2 separate regions of the Homo sapiens genome follow, and region 2 is linked to region 1. The links are chromatin contacts, found by Hi-C or POLR2A ChIA-PET in ENCODE. All regions are on one chromosome and are shown on one strand. Each heading gives the region's core, a stretch centred on a gene start or an enhancer-like site at or near the end of the contact. The rest is flanking DNA. Distances are from core to core; before and after follow the strand shown.

Region 1 (6,639 bases), core at 1,717-4,216:
ATTTTACACTTCTCAATCTGGACAAGACACATTTCAAGTGCTCAACAGCCACATGTGGCTACTGTACTGGACAGCACATTCTAGATTTCCAAACATATGAAGCTTTTTGGCCTAAAAAAACCATACACTTTAAAATCTTTCTATGTCACATTCTCTATGATCCATATGGTTGATGGGATTTTATTTTGGGCCAATCACTTCGTGAACCTATTTCACTTCTTTCCTCCACTCTTTTGACTCTCATATCTACTACCCACCCTAATGCCTTTGCATACAGAATTTTAAAAACCCAATCACCTATTCTTTTCAGCTTCTCCTAACCAAGACCTGAGATGTTCTCTAATCCGCACATCTATCACCAAGCAGAAAGCCAGAAGGTGCAGCAAGATTATTTATTCTCTGTTTCCATATAGATCTATCAAATACAGGCCTAATGTATGGCAACAGTGACAAATGCAAGGGCATTTTTTTCTTATAATGAAGATAAGGCATTTTATATAATAAAGTAACACACCCTTCCTCAATGAGAAATACAATTTTCAATGAGAAATATAATTTTACTCTTTTTTTTTCCCCCAGGAGAAATTTTGGGTTAGTCTGTTCTTGTTCTGGAACAAAACCCAGTGTTTCATTTCATAGGAATTCTGTGCCCAAAGGAAGAACAGAATGTTGGAATCAAAATTTAATGAATTCAACTTGGAGTCTAACTTTGCCTCAAATGTGGAAATGTAAACACAAGCAATAATATCTCAAACCATATAACACTTCAGTTTCTCTTTGGCATGACTGCGCAGAGTACCACACTTGATGTGTATCTACACACAAATTTGTTCACAGTTACATAAGGAAAAAAATTAAACTAGGCATATGTGAGGTTTTTCTGAGTCTCTTAGTAATAATGAAATCTGATTATTATGTCTTAAGTGACACTATAATTATAGATGAACAGGTTTTCTGTTGCTGACCCAACCTGTTCCTTAAAACACAAAAGGCAACTTTTGTAGTCTTCAGCAAGGAAACCCCCCATTAAACAAATAAGACTAAAAAAGCTATGCCTACATTTTCAAAGAAGACCTAACAATATAATAATAATAATAAAGTAACTCCCATGCAAATACACAAAACAGATAAAAACTAGAACATTAGGTTTTCTAAAGAAGTTTAGCCTTAGTTGTCACCAACTTTAAGAAAGCAAGATACAAGTGACAGCGATGTGCATTCTCAGGCTACAAAATAACTTATTCAGTGCCTCTATCTATAACTACATCTAAGACATTCTAAGTATTGAACTGCACATTCCTGGGATAAATTTTACAGTCGTTGAACTTTCATTTTCTCTCTGGGTGATAATATTTTATCTCAACAGCAAGGAGAAACACCAACACACTTAGGAATCCACACAGAGAGATAACTGTGGAGTGGCTCTCTTGTGCTGGTATAGAATACTTAGGTACTAAACACCCTCTGTGTATAAACAGACACTGTGTTCAAACCCAGGAGGAAGGGACATAGTGTCCACCGGTGTAGTATTTCAAAGCACGCTGCAGAGGGCTCGAAAGTCTAAAAGCATTAATTATGACTTCTCTCCTAGCGTATTAATTTAAGAAACTCCTCAGAGTATATGGCAGAGTTTGCCATCCATCTGCTATGACTTGTGCCTGTGCTGGTGGGCACACAAAGTGAAGTCAGCGGCAACAACCTTTCCGGCAGCTTCTTAACTTTAATCCTGGGGAGACATACTCCACGGAAATACACCCCAGAATCCCAACAGCCGCATACTCTCCCGGCCCCAGAGAGCCTTAAGAATACAATATTACTCTGGCAGCAACACCCCTGTAGTTGTAAAGTGCTGTGCGAGGGGAAGGCATAAGCGCCACCATATACCTGCTCGTGTTACAGGCTCTGGAATCAAAGTATTCTCACATGACACATTACTACCAATAACAGATTCCGGCTCCGTTTAAAAAAAAAAAAAAAAGTTGGGGGGTGGCTACATATTTGTCCTGCTTTTGTCTAAAAACCAGAACCCAAGTACTAACTACTTTTCATTCTTTTCAACCTTTCATGAAAGCAATTCAACCAACTGCGGCTCCACCCAAAGAGCTTCTATACTTACTTTTCTTACAGTTTTTGAGTGACGCACTACAAAACGATGAAAAAAAAAAGAAGAAGAAGAAAAGGAGGAGGCAGCCCTCTCCTACAGGGCGTCTTCCGCCCTGTAAACTTGGCAAAAGGCAAACTGGCCTGAAATACAGCACTCTCCATATAAGGCAGCCCAGCTAAACATGTCATGCGTAATTTATGGGTAGCAAGCAGAGAATTAACCTTTGCGTGCACATATTTGGCCCAGATGAAAACCGGGCGGGATGGCAGCCCCGGGGCCAGGGATGCGGGAGCCGCCGGGAAGACCCGCGCGCCGCTCGACTCAGAGGGACTCACACCTTCCCCCGACAAAGGTCATTAAGTTGTGAGTACACTTGCACGCACCTGTTTCTCTTCTCGCCCCCCTGTTTCTCCCTGGGTCCCGCTGGGCTGCCAAGCCGTGCGCGGGCTGTGCCGTGACAGCGTCCGCAGAGCCCGCGGCAGGGAAGGGCGCAGGAGCGGCTGCGGCTCACCCTCCCGCCTTCCCCCGGGCAGGAGGTGCTGAGGGACGCGAAACCAACTACCGCGAGCGGCCCGCCCCTGCCCGGGAGAACCGCGGCCGGCGAGCACCTCCTCGCACTTCCTCCTTCAGCCACGGGCAGACCCGCCGGAGTCCGAACAATGAAGCGGCGCGGGGAAACTGTGAAAATGGAAACTTACCTCTCACATTTTTTTTTCAGAGGCGGCCCCACTGTCGACCAAGTGCCCAAGGCATTGTGGGAGTCATGATTCCAAGATGCCCGCGACGGAAAATGGAACTTGTCAGCTCCTTGTCATGGGAGCATTGTGGGCGCCACAACTCATTCAGCTGCAGTGAAAAGACTGTTGCATGTCGCTGTGCAGCCTCTTATCGCCGAGGTCTGGCTTCCGCTGCTGCTGCGCGGCCCCTCCCCCGCCCGCCCAGCCCCACCAGGAAGCCCAGGGCGGACTCGTCGAGCTCCTAATGCACGCGGCGGCGAGAAAAACGCTCTTCAACTTTCCGCCGGCGCCCTCCCGCGCTTCCCCGGGCCACAGGGTCGCCTGTCAACCGGACAGAGCCCGCAAGAGCGGGTCATGGGCGGTCGCCCAGCGGCGCCGAGAGCAGGAGGAAGCCGGAGCCCGCGCGGGCGCCGTGGATCCCCTCGGCCTCCCGTTGGTATCTTCCATCTCATGCGTTCAGCATTGTAACCTCGCGGCGGGCGTGCAGACCGGACGCCCTCCCGCTTCTTCTACCGACTGCTAGGCACACCAGTGGGTTCATTTTGAAAGAGGCCCTTGCACCGGGCTTTGCAAGGAAGCCGGCAAGGTTAGATTGAAGGTTAGAAGCCAATTAGACTAGAATCCTGCGATCTGGTGAGACTGCCGCCTTAAAATGCACCAAACAGTTTTTGAACCTGGAGGGCTAACAGGCGGGAAAAACATCTGCAAGACTGCCACCGTGTATTTTTCTCAAGTAACAGGCTATCCACAGTTTTGGAATTCCTTAGTGAAACTGTCACACAGGCACAAACACATGTCAGCTTTCCTTCTAGTTTGTAAATAATATTTGTAATTTACAGGCCACTGTATTCCCAACTTTGCACCATGTGATTTAGAGAAAGCAAAGCTCCCTCTTTAAAAATAATATGTTACTTCTGAAATACCGGGATATTCCACGGCAAGTAAGCCATATTGTCGCCAGAGCAAATAAACCGCAGCCCCATATCATAATTCACTGGGTGCTATAAGATGTAACTTGGCTTTGCTTTGAATGGAAAGAATCCTGAACGTCTGTGATGTGATGAAGTTTTGGAGACTGGGGGCAGGATTTCCTTTGAATGTAAGGAATTCGGATAACTTGTTCAAGGATGATTCTAGTGAAAAACGTTTGTCCCATGTTTGTTGGGACAAAAATGCTGGATATGGTACAACATTCTTCCTGCAGGTTCGGTTTTGTTGAAGAGAGTGAGGCCAGCTCGAGGTGAAGGAAAAACATCAGAAAGGTGCTAAAGTGCAGAAATATCTTCCAGAGGCACTAATAGCCGACTTTAGTTCTTGACCTTTAGCTAGATCCACAAAGCACTGAGTTAAAATTGTACACTGATCCCTTCCAGAACAAATTAATTAATTAAATGGTGCCTCTTCCCAGCGTTAATCGTTTAAAAGGACTCAAGTACCCACACAGTTTAAGCAAACTAAAAGAACACTGACACTTTCTCAGAGAACAGGGATGGGAACTTTCTATCTGCCCATTAGTATCTACCCCAAGCTACGAAGACTTCCATTCCTCTTATTAAGCATTCAGCAACTACATTTAGTGCCTACTATGCCAGTGATGCAAGAATGGATAAGACAGTCCCTACACTCAAGGATAACGCCTCTAGTAGGTGAGAGACAAACCGATTAATTCTGCATAAGGGATAAGTGCTGTATGTGGGAAGCAATCCAATGAGGGCTCTGAGGATGGCAAAGGAAGGGTTCCTGGAGGATTTACATTTAACTGGTGCCTTGAAAGGTGTGTAGAAGTTGGCAAGATCAAAAGGGAGTAGAGTCCAGGTGGAGAAGAGAAAAGAGCAGGGCAGGCTGGATGGCATGGCTCACACCTGTAATCCCAGCACTTTGGGAGGCCATGGAGGGAGGATTGAGGCCAGGAGTTTGAGACCAGCCTGGGTGACATTAAAAGACCCTGTCTCAAAGAAAACGAAAGGAGCAGGGTATATACAAGGGGTCTGCCAGCCTTCTCAGCCTTTCTGTGAGAAGCGAGGGTAGGGTAGTACAGGAGAGTGGCAGGAGATGACACTAAAAGTAGGTCTGTGTTGATCTAACGAGTCTCAACTTTACTGCCAAAACTAATGAACTAGGAAAGTTTAGGCAGCAAGGGCCAGAGATGGAGTCTGGACTTGTATTGCAGAAAGTTCCTGTGACGGCAGCTTGGAGGGTGAATGAGAGTGTGGGATGGAGGGGTGAATGGGTGTGGACAGACTGGAAAAATGACTCATGCAGGGAATGAGGAAGGGAGGAGCCTTGGGAGACTCTCAAATCCCTGGCTTAGCCTACTGAATTGCTTGCTACTTGCCTTTTTATGTCTTCATTTTGCCTCCCATTGTCTGTGATATTAAAGGCCTAACTTCTTAGTAGAGCAAACTTTGCATCTGCTAGCAGGTTGGTGCCCTAGCTAGCTTCCATGCCCCTCTGCTTAGAATGCCTGCGAACCACTAAGGACTAATCCTAGTGGTAGAAATTTATTTTCAATTGTTCTCAAACCCTTGTAGAATTCCAAGTTAGAACTGTAGTGTTCTTTTTTCATGTGGGTTAGAAAATTTGCTGTTTGGAGCAACATGGTGAAACACAGGACTTTTGAACCTGCTTATGGTGCAAAAGGGGAAATTATATTTCTACTTCAACACTGGAGGAGGGGGGACTTCTGGGAGCAAAAGAGAAATGGAAACTGAGATGAGACATGTTTTTTACTCCATGACAGAATACAAAGAAATACAAGGATGATCCTTTAATGTTAGAAACAGTAGAATAACCATCCTGGTAAATAAAAAAGGAGAAAAAATGTTATTTTACATTAGATACAGAAAAACAGAATGGCTAAGAAAACTCACAAAGCAATGGTCAATCTATAACTCGAGTCCAAATAAATTGTGATATAACACTAAATTACCACTGATTTGGCCTAATTGACTATCACTGGATAACATTATAACATGAATGATAATATTTAAAATTTTAAAGCACTGTAACAAACACCAGATCATGTTAAAACTATTCAATCATGTTGTCAGCTTTCAACTGCCAGTAGCATCCTAACCACATTTCAAACTATGGAAATTACTAAAAAATCATTATTGTAATAAAAAGTTAATAGTTCCTCATTTAGAATACCATTGATATTCCCTCAGTGCCAGGAGAACATTATGGTTTCTCCTATTTCTGTGAAGTGTATAGTCTACAGGTTCATAAGTGAGTATATCCATGAGTATAAAAAGAAGGTCATTTATGGGTGGAGAGGGAAATTATAGAAAACAATTTCAGATGAAATAAACTACATTTTCAGATAAAGGAAAGAGTGTTCACTGCAGGTTCCTGAAATATTTCAGTCCATTCAAGTTTTAATTATACCAATGAATCTCAATAAAAATACAGTTAAGGAATATGGTTTTTATAGATAATGTCAGCTCCTTGTTTACCAATAATAAAGATAAAGATAATGGCAGCATTTATCTTTTTCAGTCCAATGGGGATATTTAAGGTACCTATGTAAGTGTGTGAGTGCCTGTGTGAATTGTGACTTACTTCTTCTGCATACCACATTCATAGCTCAATAAGCTCTCACTGCCTCTGCAATATAACTTGTCTTTCCTGACACACACACACACACACACACACACACACACACACTCTCACACAAACAAATCACCTAAATAAAAATATCTCAAGGAGGTATACTCTTTTAAAATGCTATTTTTATTATACCAGGATAAAAATAATTGATTGAAAGATGGTGTCAAAACCAGAACCTAGTCTCATGTC
Region 2 (6,639 bases), core at 1,746-4,245, 1.9 Mb before region 1:
AAAAAAAAAAAAGGAAAAGCAAACTATGTATGAATGAGCCAAATAGAAAATACAGCTATTTTAAGTAAAAATACTTTTTTTTAGTCATTACATTAATTAGATTTCCAAGAGCGCACAGAAGCTGAGCCCTGGAGGAGTTCACTCATTTGATCACTACAATTCACTGAAACAATGAAATAAAATGTACAAGATCCCCCACACCCTGTCAAAACAGATTGAGAATCCTCAAATAACTAGCAGGTCAGCTCATTTTACAACTCGTGATTCACCATCACTGTTAAATTGAACTTTGCTATACTTGCAGAGTTGGAAAAAACACATAAAATGTTATGTAATTTATTTTCTTTAAGACCACGGGCTCTAAAATAAAACAGGCTTGCTTGTGTTTTGCATATGTGCCATTTATATAGACTGGTTCCAGTGCTCTGATTAACCAAGAAAAAATGTGGCTGCCAAAAAGAATCTGCCTTATTGCTGAAACCTGTGTTGTTTCTGTGGAAGGAAGCACACACTCCAAAATACCCCTCTTCAGTTTTCCCTGTTTCTTTATGTCATATTTGACAATATTTTAATAAGTGCAGCTAATGGGACAATATAGGGGAGCAATACCACACAGTGTCCACCCTAACCTTAAGTTTTCAGCTGCCAATCTGTTACATGCACTCAAGGATGAATGGGCATACAACGGGAATAAAACACAACCAAAGGCCACGGTGACAAAAACAAGCAACAAAAAAGATGACAAAATATTTATGTCTTTTGTGATCCTGGCAACTGATTTTCAAATTCACATTCTACCTGAATGACATCAAGTGCGTAGTAACCACTCAAAATTCAGTAAGTAAAAGCAAAAAATAATCAACAGGCTCAAACAGGAATCAGTATTTTTCTGAATCAGCTGTGATAACAGCTATCATTGACTGAAACCTCTAAGCAAACTCCAGACAACTTGACTGCAGAGTGCGGTTCTGAACATGCTCCTCCCCCTTTCAGCTATCTCTTTTAAAAGTGGTAAAGACTCACTCAGCCAATAATCTGCCATATTTCACTCTTGTCCCCCCCAATTCTGCCTGAGCTTAGAAATTTAAAAGTGATGAATTTCACTTCTTCCCACAAAGTTGCACTAAACTCGGCTGTGCCTGCCAGCATCAAAGTGGCCAAGAGCTGGATGTACACTAGCAATCAAGAGCAAAACACAGAATTAAAACGGAATGACTTCTTCGGGTTTCCTCTACGCTCCTCCTCCCCACTCCCAACACATTTACTTTCCGCTTAGTGAATGGCGTGCCACACTCCTGCCCACTTTTACCTTTATCCTTCCCAGACTGGAAAACTTCTCCTTGTCTTCCATCACCACTTTCAGAACAGGCTGGGACATTCTGTTCTTCTTCTTCGAGCTGGTAGGACTGTCAAAATCAAAGCCACTGACCACTGCCCTGCGATAAGACGTGGACCGCAAGCCTCTCCGCAGAGACCCTGGGCTATCCACGTCGTTATCGACCTCACTCTCCTCCCCTGCGTGACCCAGGGGTCCTCCTAGGCCCTCCACCATGCTGCGCACCTTGAGGAGTCTCTTGTGGGGCTCCACATTTTGATTGTTGGATTTACTTATTTTAATTTCCGAGGCCAGACTCTTCGGAATGATCTGCTGCTTCCCCACTTTGAGGGCGGCGGGGCTGTTTGTACTCAAAACCACGGAAGGATTCTCGAGGAGCTCGTTCTCCTGGGAGGGCAGCCTTTGGAGGGGGAGTTTTTGTTCCGAAGAACTTTTCTGGGGCCCAGGAAAGAGCCCCCGTTCGGGGTCCTTTGCCTTCCGGCCGGACTGCGAACCTGACCCAGGAGAGTCGTTATTAGCGGCAAGGCCATTTGCAGTGGGCGAAGGCACCGGGCTGGCAGTCAACCCAGTAAGGTCCTCCTCGGGGGTGCAGGGGGCGGGCGCGTTAGGAGTCCGCGGGGGGCGCAGAACCGGCGGCGGCGGCGGCGCAGGCAAGGTCACCGCGCCATTTGCTGGGGATTTCGGGGAGCCGCCAGGCACCGCTTTGGGGAGCTTGGGTGACTTGGGCCGTCGAAGTCGAGGAGAGGCAGCCCTGTACTCCGGGGATGCCGTCCCACCATTGGCCACCGCTCTCCGCTGGGCGCCCAGAAGCAGGGGGCTCCTATGTACCGTCCTGCTGTCCGAGGCGGTGGGCACCTGGGCGGGAATCTGCGCTGCGAGGAGCGTCCCTCCGTCCTCCACCGGGAAATCCGTAATTAGTAACCCGTTGGGGCTCTGGTAGGACTGGGGCCTCGGCTTGCTCCGGCCCAGAACCTGGTGGGGCTGAGGAATCGACCGCCTCCGCCACAAAGGGGTTATGCTGTTGCTAGAAAAATCCACCTCGCTCTCGCCGTCCATAGCCGGGCCTCGAAGTCAGCGCCGGGAGGAGCAACACCGAGTTAGTCTTGCCTAAAGAGGAAAGAAGTTAGGAAACTGTGCCTCTGGACAACCGGGGACGCCTGGCCGACTCGCGTGCTCCCAGACCGGCGGTCCCCCTGCTGCTGCGCAGGACACGACTGCACCGCACTTACCCGCCCTTTCTCGGGCAAAAACTGCACCACTGCGGTGCGCGGTTCCCGGCAGAAATCTGGGCTGCCGCCCAGGCGGATTAATCCAATCACCTCCGCGTCCCTCCCGCGCCAAAAGACCACCCGCAGCAAATGAGCCCGCCACCCATTCACTGAGTGCAAGCCGAGGCACAAGAAACTTGGGACGAGTTCAGCTTTCTTGGGAAACTCGCCGCGGGACGCTCCCTTCTGTCGCCATCCAGCCTCCCGCCCTCATCATGGGTACCCTCGCGCTCCAGGTGCGCGGCTCCCACGCAAATTTACCTTCTGGGGCTTGCAATGTCCGGGGCCGAGGAGCACCCACTACCCCGTGGGTGGCCCGGGTCCGGGACCGAAGCGCAGCCGCGAGAGCTTAGGAGAGCGCTGCCGCCGACCGCGGCGCCGGCGCCGGCCCGCCCCCACGCCTGACTACGCCCCCACACTTGGCCCCGCCCCCGTTTCGGCCCCGCCCAGATCCGCCTCCATCGCAGCCAGAAGCAAGAAGCTGTCTTCCCGCCCCCGCGTGCCTACAATCAGCCCCAGTCTCCCTGGGAAACCGACGAGCGCACCTGAGCTGGGTTCTGAGCTCCAGCGTTTTGGGGCTAGAAGTTGCGGACTAGTAGCTGAGGCGGCACGGGAGTGTAGGCGCGCGGGGTCGTTGCCGGGGGCACAGAGTGAGAACAAGCAAGGGAGCCCTGCTGAATTGCAGCTTAGGAAGCCCTGAATCCTGGAGGTGCGTTGAAACCGAGAACGCGCGGCGTAGTAGACTTTGTGAGATGCGTGGGCAGTAGCGCAGAGTTCTAACGCAGAGTCATGCCCTCTCAGCATTCAGGTGGTCTTAAATCAGATGGGCTCGTCCCAGTGCTGAAAATGCATTATAATATAAACAGATAGATGGGCTTGTTTGTGCCTAGAGTCTTTCCGTAGGAAAGACTGGCAGCTCTGAAGAGGGAAACTGGGTGGCTAGGAAACCGGAGGGAGGGAGAGTTTTCATATAATTATTTTTGGTCCTTGTATGCTTTGCATCTTGAAACCTATCTGTGAAAAATAAGCTCAATTTACACTACAAAAAAAGTATTGGTTTCCAACAGTACATAGAATAAAACTCAAAATCCTTAGCATGGCTTACAAGACACTTCACTACTGCCCTACTTCTTCAGCCTAGTCTTTCCTCCATCACTTTCTTCATTATTTTTTTGGCCACACTCAAAGTTTGACAGCCTCATAACCTTCCCTTTCGTTCCTTCTTGACCCGACTTGTCACTGCGTCAGAAAGGCCTTCCCTGTCCCCTCCTTAATTATACCATTGCCCCGTTTATTTTCCCAGCCACTTGTTCTCTTCTATTTTTGCACTTATAAAATTTTGTATATATATATATTTATGTGTTTATGTTTATTGTCTTTTGTCTTTACACAGTAATTTGCATGAGGGCAGGGGTCATGTTTTTTTTTCTTCTCCGTATTTCCGGCACATGGTGGGCACTTAATATTTATTTAATGAGTGAGAGAATGAATGACAGGAATGAAGTGAAAACAGTGACCATTCCTTCCAAAGTGCTTGGTTGTCAAATAGTAGAAAGATGGCTGTGTCTTGGCCAGGCTCCTGCTGTGTGACAATAATGAGGCAAACTTGAGAAGACAAATAATTTTAGACCATAAGAGCTGTATAATTGATTCTATTAGCAAGACAAATGGGCCCTTCTCCAAGTTCTCTTTCTGCATTCATGCATTCAGCAGGGATGCAGTGAGCATCCACTGTGTGCAAGTTATGCTGCCTGTTTTTGCCCTAGATTGAATGCAATGGCCAAAAATATTAAGATGTGATCTCTGGGTGGTGAGATGAAGGATAGTATGTTTCATGCTGCTTTATATTTTTCTATACTTAACGAAATATCCTGGACAATGAAGATATATTACTTTGATCTGAGACATTTTCATAAACAAAGAAAAAAAGAAACGGCATCGAAAAATGTATAAGAAACTTTTTTTTTTTTAGACGGAGTTTTGCTCTTGTTGCCCAGGCTGGAGTCCAATGATGCGATCTCGGCTCACCGCAACCTCCGCCTTCAGGGTTCAAGCAATTCTCCTGCCTCAGCCTCCCGAGTAGCTGGGATTACAGGCATGTACCACCACGCGCGGCTAATTTTGTATTTTTAGTAGAGACAGGGTTTCTCCATGTTGGTCAGGGTGGTCTCGAACTCCCAATTTCAGGTGATCCACCCACCTTGGCCTCCCAAAGTGCTGGGAATTGCAGGTGTGAGCCACCGCTCCTGGCCTAAGAAAATTTTTAAGAAAGAAATTTTCCACATTGGGTGGAAGACATGGCTGATTACATACTCACATGTAGGTACATAGACTTTTTTTTTAATATAAGGTGTTTTCTATACCAACATGTATTGCTGTTATATTGGGGAAATATAATAAATTAATTTCAGAAGTGGTTACCGACTGACAAATGGAGTATTCACCTAATTCAAAATGCAACCTGTGACCTATGTTAAGAAGCTGTAAAAGGTGATGTGAGAAGGTGGCTTTTCTTGAAATTATGTTGCTTCTACAAACAAGTATAACCAATATTTGTGACGACTTCATAGGATCTTCTTACCTCATTTCCAACAGACAACAAAATACCTACCAAAACAACAACAAAACACCAAGCTCTGGTCCTTCACTGAGGGAAGTTTACAAACTCACAGACCTAGTGCCTATTCAATTTATTGTTATCTATTCAAATCTAACCTATCTTCAATTATATGTTCCACTCAAAAGAAAGGAAAAGAGCTGCTAATAAAACTATGACAATATGTTATGTCATATCGAATTTTTACTTTATACTTAGTGCTTTTAGACACTTATACATAGATTTGCTTAGTACTGTGTGTATGTAGGAAAGGAAAATATAAGCAAAATGAATTTACCAAAGTCCCGAACATTGAGCCTGATTCTTCTGAATACCTTTTCATGAAAAGCATTCATGTGTGTTTTTCCACACAATATTGTTGATAGTGCACCATTTCTTAAAAGGATGTTCCAATCTTGTTTCTGGGATTTGCCTCCTAGACAATGACACTCATTCTGCAGTTGTGATGCTGGCACTATCCCATTTGACTAAACACATAGTTTTCTTGTTCAACTGAATTGTATGTCACTACAAGCTATGCAGCTTCTCTATTAATGGCCAGGAGAAAGTTTCTCACAAATGGTAGTTTCATGCCTTAACCATAGTCCTGCATGATACATGAATTGGTTATATCAACCTCTCTTTGCTTTAGAATTTCTTTCACCTAATCTGTCATATCTGGTAATTTCTCCTGCCTTCAACTATGTTTCTTGGCATATGGCTTTGACACAACAGGACTAAATTTCATAGAATTTAGTAGAAATGATAACAATTCATTTATGCCCATGTTCAAAAATAGGCAATGCCAACTATATCATCACTATCACCTGGCCACTGGATGTTTATTTGATAGTAAGACACATCCCAGTTTCAAAGAAATTAAAATGTGGTACCAAATTATTCTTAAAATTGAAGAAATACAGTATGTCAAACTATTTGTAATGATATTTTCCGCTGGTATATTCCAATGGTATATTGAACTATTAGAATATTCAATGGTACAACGCAAGATATATATGGCTACATTTACTAAACAAATTCACATTGGTCACAAATTTTGTGTCCCAAGCACAATAATTTGGCTAATTTTTAAATGCAAATTGTTAGCTAGTCTTATTACAATATATGTCCAATTTTCCAGTATTTCCCATCCCGTGTACCTTTTGTTTATTTATACATTCAACAACTATTTATTGGGTGCATTCAAGTGCCAAGCATTAAGACAAACATTCCTGAACCTTACAGTTTGGCTCATGAAACATGACTGAAACATTAAAATAAAAGACACCCAAACTGTGTAAGATGCATAGTAAGCTCTCTGTTCTATGGAAACCTTTGTGAAGGAGTCTGGATAAAACTGGCCCAGAAGGGTAGATAAAGTATTGCAAGGTGGAGAAGCGGACAATGATGTCACAGAAAGATTTCCCAGGATAAGCAAA

Evidence for each region. Hi-C counts contacts between places; a loop is a spot of excess contacts on that map. ChIA-PET counts read pairs that join two places held with the same protein, here RNA polymerase II (POLR2A). Pooled maps may share reads with other maps.
Region 2: a map of prostate gland shows a loop between it and region 1 (7-fold over the local background). The contact joins the promoter of ARHGEF26 here to the promoter of MBNL1 in region 1. A Hi-C loop is called at or near these places in 1 of 168 maps with a recorded cell type or tissue (prostate gland) and 2 of 50 pooled maps. POLR2A ChIA-PET finds 5 or more read pairs at or near these places in 2 of 52 experiments (Caco-2 and H1).

Annotation. Positions count from the first base shown.
Region 1 is chr3:152,265,256-152,271,894 of GRCh38, reverse strand. It overlaps MBNL1 (muscleblind like splicing regulator 1), which reads right to left and starts at 2,966. Exons shown (of 10, transcript NM_021038.5): 1 at 2,803-2,966. MBNL1-AS1 (MBNL1 antisense RNA 1) reads left to right here and starts at 2,269. Exons shown (of 2, transcript NR_027038.1): 1 at 2,269-2,467; 2 at 2,823-6,639. RefSeq lists silencers at 2,519-2,628, 3,029-3,078, 3,129-3,188 and enhancers at 2,079-2,920, 3,379-3,478, 2,921-3,763.
Region 2 is chr3:154,117,746-154,124,384 of GRCh38, reverse strand. ARHGEF26 (Rho guanine nucleotide exchange factor 26) reads right to left here and starts at 2,995. Exons shown (of 15, transcript NM_015595.4): 1 at 2,866-2,995; 2 at 1,310-2,443. The coding sequence starts at 2,392. ARHGEF26-AS1 (ARHGEF26 antisense RNA 1) reads left to right here and starts at 3,175. Exons shown (of 4, transcript NR_037901.1): 1 at 3,175-3,313.